Linked DNA regions of Homo sapiens: region 2 is linked to region 1. A link is an interaction called in ENCODE POLR2A ChIA-PET data of the cell type or tissue named here. Cell type or tissue: MCF 10A. All regions are shown on one strand. Each heading gives the region's core, and the rest is flanking DNA. Links, peaks and the distances in the headings are about the cores only.

The links. Peaks named below come from ENCODE experiments on the same cell type or tissue, not always from the same donor. Only the 100,000 strongest peaks of a DNase experiment are listed, where the experiment ranks them.
Region 2: POLR2A ChIA-PET joins it to region 1 with 5 read pairs; 7 of 35 experiments call an interaction of 5 or more read pairs at or near these places.

Annotation. Positions count from the first base shown.
Region 1 is chr11:63,688,268-63,691,187 of GRCh38, reverse strand. All of the region lies in intron 1 of RTN3 (reticulon 3), which reads right to left. Among named protein-coding and RNA genes, the nearest start is that of RTN3, 8.2 kb to the right of the region's middle. In MCF 10A, for the core only: no CTCF peak of the experiment used is centred there; a DNase peak (open chromatin) is centred at 1,737.
Region 2 is chr11:63,629,481-63,632,400 of GRCh38, reverse strand. It overlaps ATL3 (atlastin GTPase 3), which reads left to right. Exons shown (of 13, transcript NM_015459.5): 12 at 930-1,361. All of the region lies in intron 1 of LNCROPM (lncRNA regulator of PLAAT3 mediated phospholipid metabolism), which reads right to left. It also overlaps the pseudogene IMMP1LP1. Among named protein-coding and RNA genes, the nearest start is that of LNCROPM, 15 kb to the right of the region's middle. RefSeq lists an enhancer at 1-1,132. In MCF 10A, for the core only: no CTCF peak of the experiment used is centred there; no DNase peak of the experiment used is centred there.

The DNA of each region.
Region 1 (2,920 bases), core at 177-2,676:
GATCGTGCCACTGCACTCCACCCTGGGTGACAGAGTGAGACTCCATCTCAAAAAAAAAAAAAAAAAAAAAAAAGAATTAGCAATATTAAATCTCAAGAATAAGGAAATCCACAGAGTCAGAAAGCAGATTAATAGTTGTCAGAGAATTGAGGGGAGGGAAGAACGGTGAATTACTGCTAACAGATATGGGGTTTCTCTTTGGGGTAATAAAAATGTTCTGGAATTAGATAGTGGAGATAGCTGTACAACCTTGTGCATACACTAAAACCCACCTTAAAATGGTGAATTTTATGGAGACAGAGGATGAAAAGCCAGTGAGAGTGAGTATGTGGTGTCACAGAAGACAAATTAAAAAAGCATTTCAAGGAGAGAATAATCAATTATGTCAAAAGCTGTTGTGAAAGCATGTTAAGAGGAGGATGAAGTGACCACTGAATTTAACAATGTGGAAAATATCTGGTGAACTTGACTAGAAAGTTTCTGTAGAGCAGTGAAATAAAAAGGCACCTGGCTTAAGAACCGTGGAGCCAGAAATTAAGACTTTTAAATTAAACTGATCACTGAATTCAAAAGGGTAACTGAGCCACTTTTACTACATGTTGCTTCAAATCTTAAAGCGTGGGCATTAAACTCTCTGTGCCTGAGTCCCCATCTGTAAGAAGGGGGTTATATCGCTACCTGTCTACCTCACAGATAAACATAATACAAGTCTTTCCTCTATAGAATATGGCCTCTAGAGGAATGATCTATATTTTATTTACCTTTCTGTCTTCCACAGCACCTGGCAAAGAGCCTTCATGTATGCTCAGTTGTTGAATTAAGGTAACATATGGGCACAACTTAAATCATAAAGCAGTACACAAATGTAAGATATCGTGAAAATCAAGTACTTCTATCTCATACGTAAAATAAAGACAATGCCCTCCACTGAAATATGTTCAAATAACAGGACACAATTTTCATAACAAAAGGTTTTCCAGAATGTCCTTCCATATATCTTGAAGGGCGAGCTACCAATGAGGAACAGGTCAAAAAGCTCACCGTTCCCTCTGGTTAAGTTATGATGATATGGTTACAGGAGATAATAAATCAGTTGATTGGAGAAAACAGGTAAGAATAGTTCTTTGAGACTGGGTGTGGTGGCTCACATCTGTAATCCCAGCACTGTGGGAGGCCGAGGCGGGGGCAGTTCACTTGAGGTCAGGAGTTCGGGACCAGCCTGACCAACATGGTGAAACCCCATCTCTACTAAAAATACAAAAATTAGCTGGGCATGGTGGCACAAGCCTGCAATCCCACCTACTCAGGGGGCTGAGGCAGGAGAATCGCTTGAACCCGGGGGGCGGAGGTTGCAGTGAGCAGAGATCCCACCACTGCACTCCAGCCTGAGCAACAGAGGGGGATTCTGTCTCAAAAAAATAGTTCTTTGAAATAAAAAAAAAAAAATCAAAAATCACAAGAGTGGGCCACTTGCTGATAAGCTCACTGTCTTCTCTGGTTAGGTTACAATGATATGGTTATAGGAGATAATAAATCAGTTGATTGGAGAAAACAGGTAAGAATAGTTATTTGAAATAAAAAAAAAAAATCACAAGAGCAGGCCACTTGCTGATAATCTTCTCCCATACGTAAAATGGAAATGCAAACCCCGTTACAGTATTTAAAGAGATTCTCTCTGAGGTTGCAATATCACAGAGTAACATGTCTTACAAAACTCACAGATGCCCAGAAGACTTCAATGATGCAATCACAAGCAATACTGATTACAGCTAAACTTATTTAACACACACACTTCTTTCAAAACATCAACACCATACCCTATGATCCAAAATAACTCTACAACTAGTAGCTGTCATAAATGAACAGAATAGAAGGTTAAGTCAGTTTTCTGGGCAACTTCTGAATAAGTCAATTATAAGAACAAAATATCGACCTGCTAATTTTTGTCTAAAAAGTTTTACTATGAGTGCTTACTTCAGCAGCACATATACCAAAATTAGAACAATACAAAGAGTATTAGCTAAATTAAGAGAAAAAGTTATACTACAAAATTGATGAATTTTTCACAAGTTTGTATACTTTAGGAGGCTAAATTCATCATCAACAATAAAGTTAACACAAACTATAAGCTAAGTGCACACAACAAATATGCACATTTATATTAGAAAACCTACTTACTTAATGAAGCCTTTGTAATTCTGTTCAGAATTACAAAAATGGTAAATTCTAGGATTATGGGTAAAGAGAAGTGTCTTTCTGCAAAATATACTCTTGACTCAAACAAAATTGGAAAGCTCAACTTTCCCTTTTCCCTTCAACCAGACGTCACCAATTCCTTCATGACCAAACTTCATTTTACAAGGCTTGAAACATGCACAGGACTAGACAGGTAACTCCTATATCAGGATAAATATATTATTTCCTCACAGGATAATTTGATAAAAGCAGTAATATTGGTTTTTATTTTCAGCCCATCTTTAAAACACCAAGAATAAAAACACTGAGGTTCTTACCAGCCACTTAATGAACAACCCCTTAGAAATGACAATTTAGGGTAAGGGTGCACCTACTAAATGTATGTAGATTGGTTGTTTAATTTGATCAGAGTGGTTCCATTACTTGTGAATTTGACAATAAACAAAAACAGCATTAAAAAAAAACTTCTTGGCCGGGCGTGGTGGCTCACGCCTGTAATCCCAGCACTTTGGGAAGCCAAGGCTGGCGGATCATGAGGTCAGGAGATCAAGACCATCCTGGCTAACATGGTGAAACCCTGTCTCTACTAAAAACACAAAAAATTAGCCAGGCGTGGTGGTGGGCACCTGTAGTCCCAGCTACTGGGAAGCTGAGGCAGGAGAATGGCATGAACCTGGGAGATGGAGGTTGCAGTGAGCTGAGATCGCACCACTGCACTCCCGCC
Region 2 (2,920 bases), core at 289-2,788, 59 kb after region 1:
AAAATGTCGACTAAGATTTTGTGCAAAGACAGTATCTGAATTTTGAATTGTAGGCTCCATTGATGGTCCAGAACACATGACAACACCACCAACGTATTCAGAAGCACAGTGAGCTATACAGCCATACTGAATAGCATAGCCAACAAGTCAGAAGGTTTCCCCAGAGCACCACGAAGCATAGTTCTATGTAGACTCTGCCACCATTGGTCATAGATCTGTTCTATAATTCATTTAATTTTTAGGGAAGTCGCAGGGCTTCCAGAAAAAAAAAATTAAAGCATGTCTCAAAGCGTATGTGGGTGATCCATGATTTCAGGAATCCTCGGGTCCCAAAGAACCCTGAGGACCCTCAACCAGGACACAGGTGGGCCTTTCTCACCTGGGCCCTGCAGAAGTCGACCGTTTGCTTTTGTTTTTTAGAGACGGAGTCTCACTCTGTCGCCCAGGCTGGAGTGCAGTGGTGCGATCTCGGCTCACTGCAACCTCCGCCTCCCGGGTTCAAGCGGTTCTCCTGCCTCAGCCTTCTGAGTAGCTGGGATTACAGGTGCCTGCCATCACGCCCGGCTAATTTTTTTTGTGTTAGTAGAGACGGAGTTTCACCATGTTTACCAGGCTGATTTCAAACTCCTGACCTCAAGTGATCTGCCCGCCCTGGCCTCCGAAAGTGCTGGGATTACAGGCGTGAGCCACCGCACCCGTCCCAGTGTCACTGCTCTTTCCAATTGATATTATCACCCTGGTTTTTTAAGTGTGCTTTTCAGAGGAAGTGAAACTAGACTTTATTGGTCTTAGTCATCTTTTAAAAGTTAACTTATTAATACATTGTTAACATCTTAAAACATTCTAATCCTTTCATTATCTTTTCATGTTTTATTTGGCACTTGTTTTTGAAGAGATCTTTTAACATATTGTTTCTTTGTTCTTTTTAGGTTTGTGGGGGAGAGAAACCTTATTTGTCTCCAGACATTCTAGAGGAGAAGCACTGTGAATTCAAACAACTTGCTCTGGACCATTTTAAGAAGACCAAGAAGATGGGTGGGAAGGATTTCAGCTTTCGTTACCAGCAGGAGCTGGAGGAGGAAATCAAGGAATTATATGAGAACTTCTGCAAGCACAATGGTAGCAAGAACGTCTTCAGCACCTTCCGAACCCCTGCAGTGCTGTTCACGGGCATTGTAGCTTTGTACATAGCCTCAGGCCTCACTGGCTTCATAGGTCTTGAGGTTGTAGCCCAGTTGTTCAACTGTATGGTTGGACTACTGTTAATAGCACTCCTCACCTGGGGCTACATCAGGTATTCTGGTCAATATCGTGAGCTGGGCGGAGCTATTGATTTTGGTGCCGCATATGTGTTGGAGCAGGTAAGTGGTGCTGCTGAAGAGCCTGAGGGTTGATAATGGGCAGATATTTGTGCTTCTGTTGTAAAATATCTCAGTTTGGAAGAATTTCATAGTGAAGACATGAGACAGTGGCCACTCCGTTGGCTGTTGTTTTCTGATAGACTGTATGTTTTATTATCCTTTAGGATATTAATATTTATTCTTAATATTTTGTTTCCATGTCTAAAAAGGCCCCCGCCCCGCTTTTTTTTTTTTTTTTTGAGACAAAGTCTCGCTGTGCTCTCTTGCCCAGGCTGGAGTCCAGTGGCATGATCTTGGCTCACTGCAACCTCCGCCTCCCAGGTTCAAGTGATTCTCTTGCGTCAGCCTCCCAAGTAGCTGAGACTACAGGTGTGTGCCACCACGGCCCGCTAGTTTTTGTATTTTTAATAGAGACAGGGTTTCACCATGTTGACCAGGCTGGTCTCGAACTCCTGACCTCATGGTCCGCCTGCCTCGGCCTCCCAAAGTGCTGGGATTACAGGTGTGAGCCACCGTGCCCAGCCCAAAAATAGCCCTTTAATGCAAAAACATTCCAACTTAGACATACTGATTGTGTTCCCCTTTGGCAACTTTTTTTTTTTTTTTTTTTTTTGAGACAGATTTTTACGCTTTTGCCCAGGCTGGAGTGAAGTGGTGTGATCTTGGCTCACTGCAACCTCTGCCCACTGGGTTCAAGTGATTCTCTTGCCTCAGCCTCCCAAGAGTAGCTGGGATTATAGGTGCCTGACACCATGCCCAGTTAATTTCTGTATTTTTTTTTTTTTTTTTAGTAGAGACAGTGTTTTGCCATGTTAGCTAGGCTGGTCTTGAACTCCTGACCTCAGGTGATCCACCCACCTCGGCCTCCCAAAGTGCTAGGATTATAGGCATGAGCTATTGCGCCTGGTCGGCAACTTCTAATTACATGCTCTTCAGACATAATTTTTATGTGATTCTCACTTCTCACCCCCTCTAGATTAATTTACTTCATTGAAAAGCAAGAACTTTGAAAAAATTATGAACTTAACGAAAAATGTTCGGTTTTGAGTCCTACTGGATTAGGAAAGGGATGGTATCTTTTTTATTTAAAAATCTTCCAAAAGCCAGTGGCTTGGTTATTTATTTATTGGGTTGCTTATTTATTTATTTATAAAATTTTTTTTGGAGACGAGGTCTTGCTTTGTCACCCAGGCTGGTATCTTAGCTCATTGTAACTTAAAACTCCTGGGCTCAAGTGATCCTCCCACCTCAGCCTCCCAAGCAGCCGGTGTTACAGGCGAGTGCCACCACACCTGACTAACCCAGTAGCTCTTGGACATTGACATGGTCACAAGTTTTGTAGATCTTTGAGATGATACATTTGTTTTTCTGAGTAACATGAACAGGTGAGTTGGGTTAGCAGCTTGTGAAGCCACAGGAGCTGCCTATCCTACCCTAGCCACAGAGCAGATGTTCCCCTGGCTCTCTTGGGAGTTAGCTGCTGCCACAGCCTCTCTGTATCCCTGCATTTTCATTCAACTGCTTTCTGTAACATGCCGATGATGGAGACAGGTTTTTGA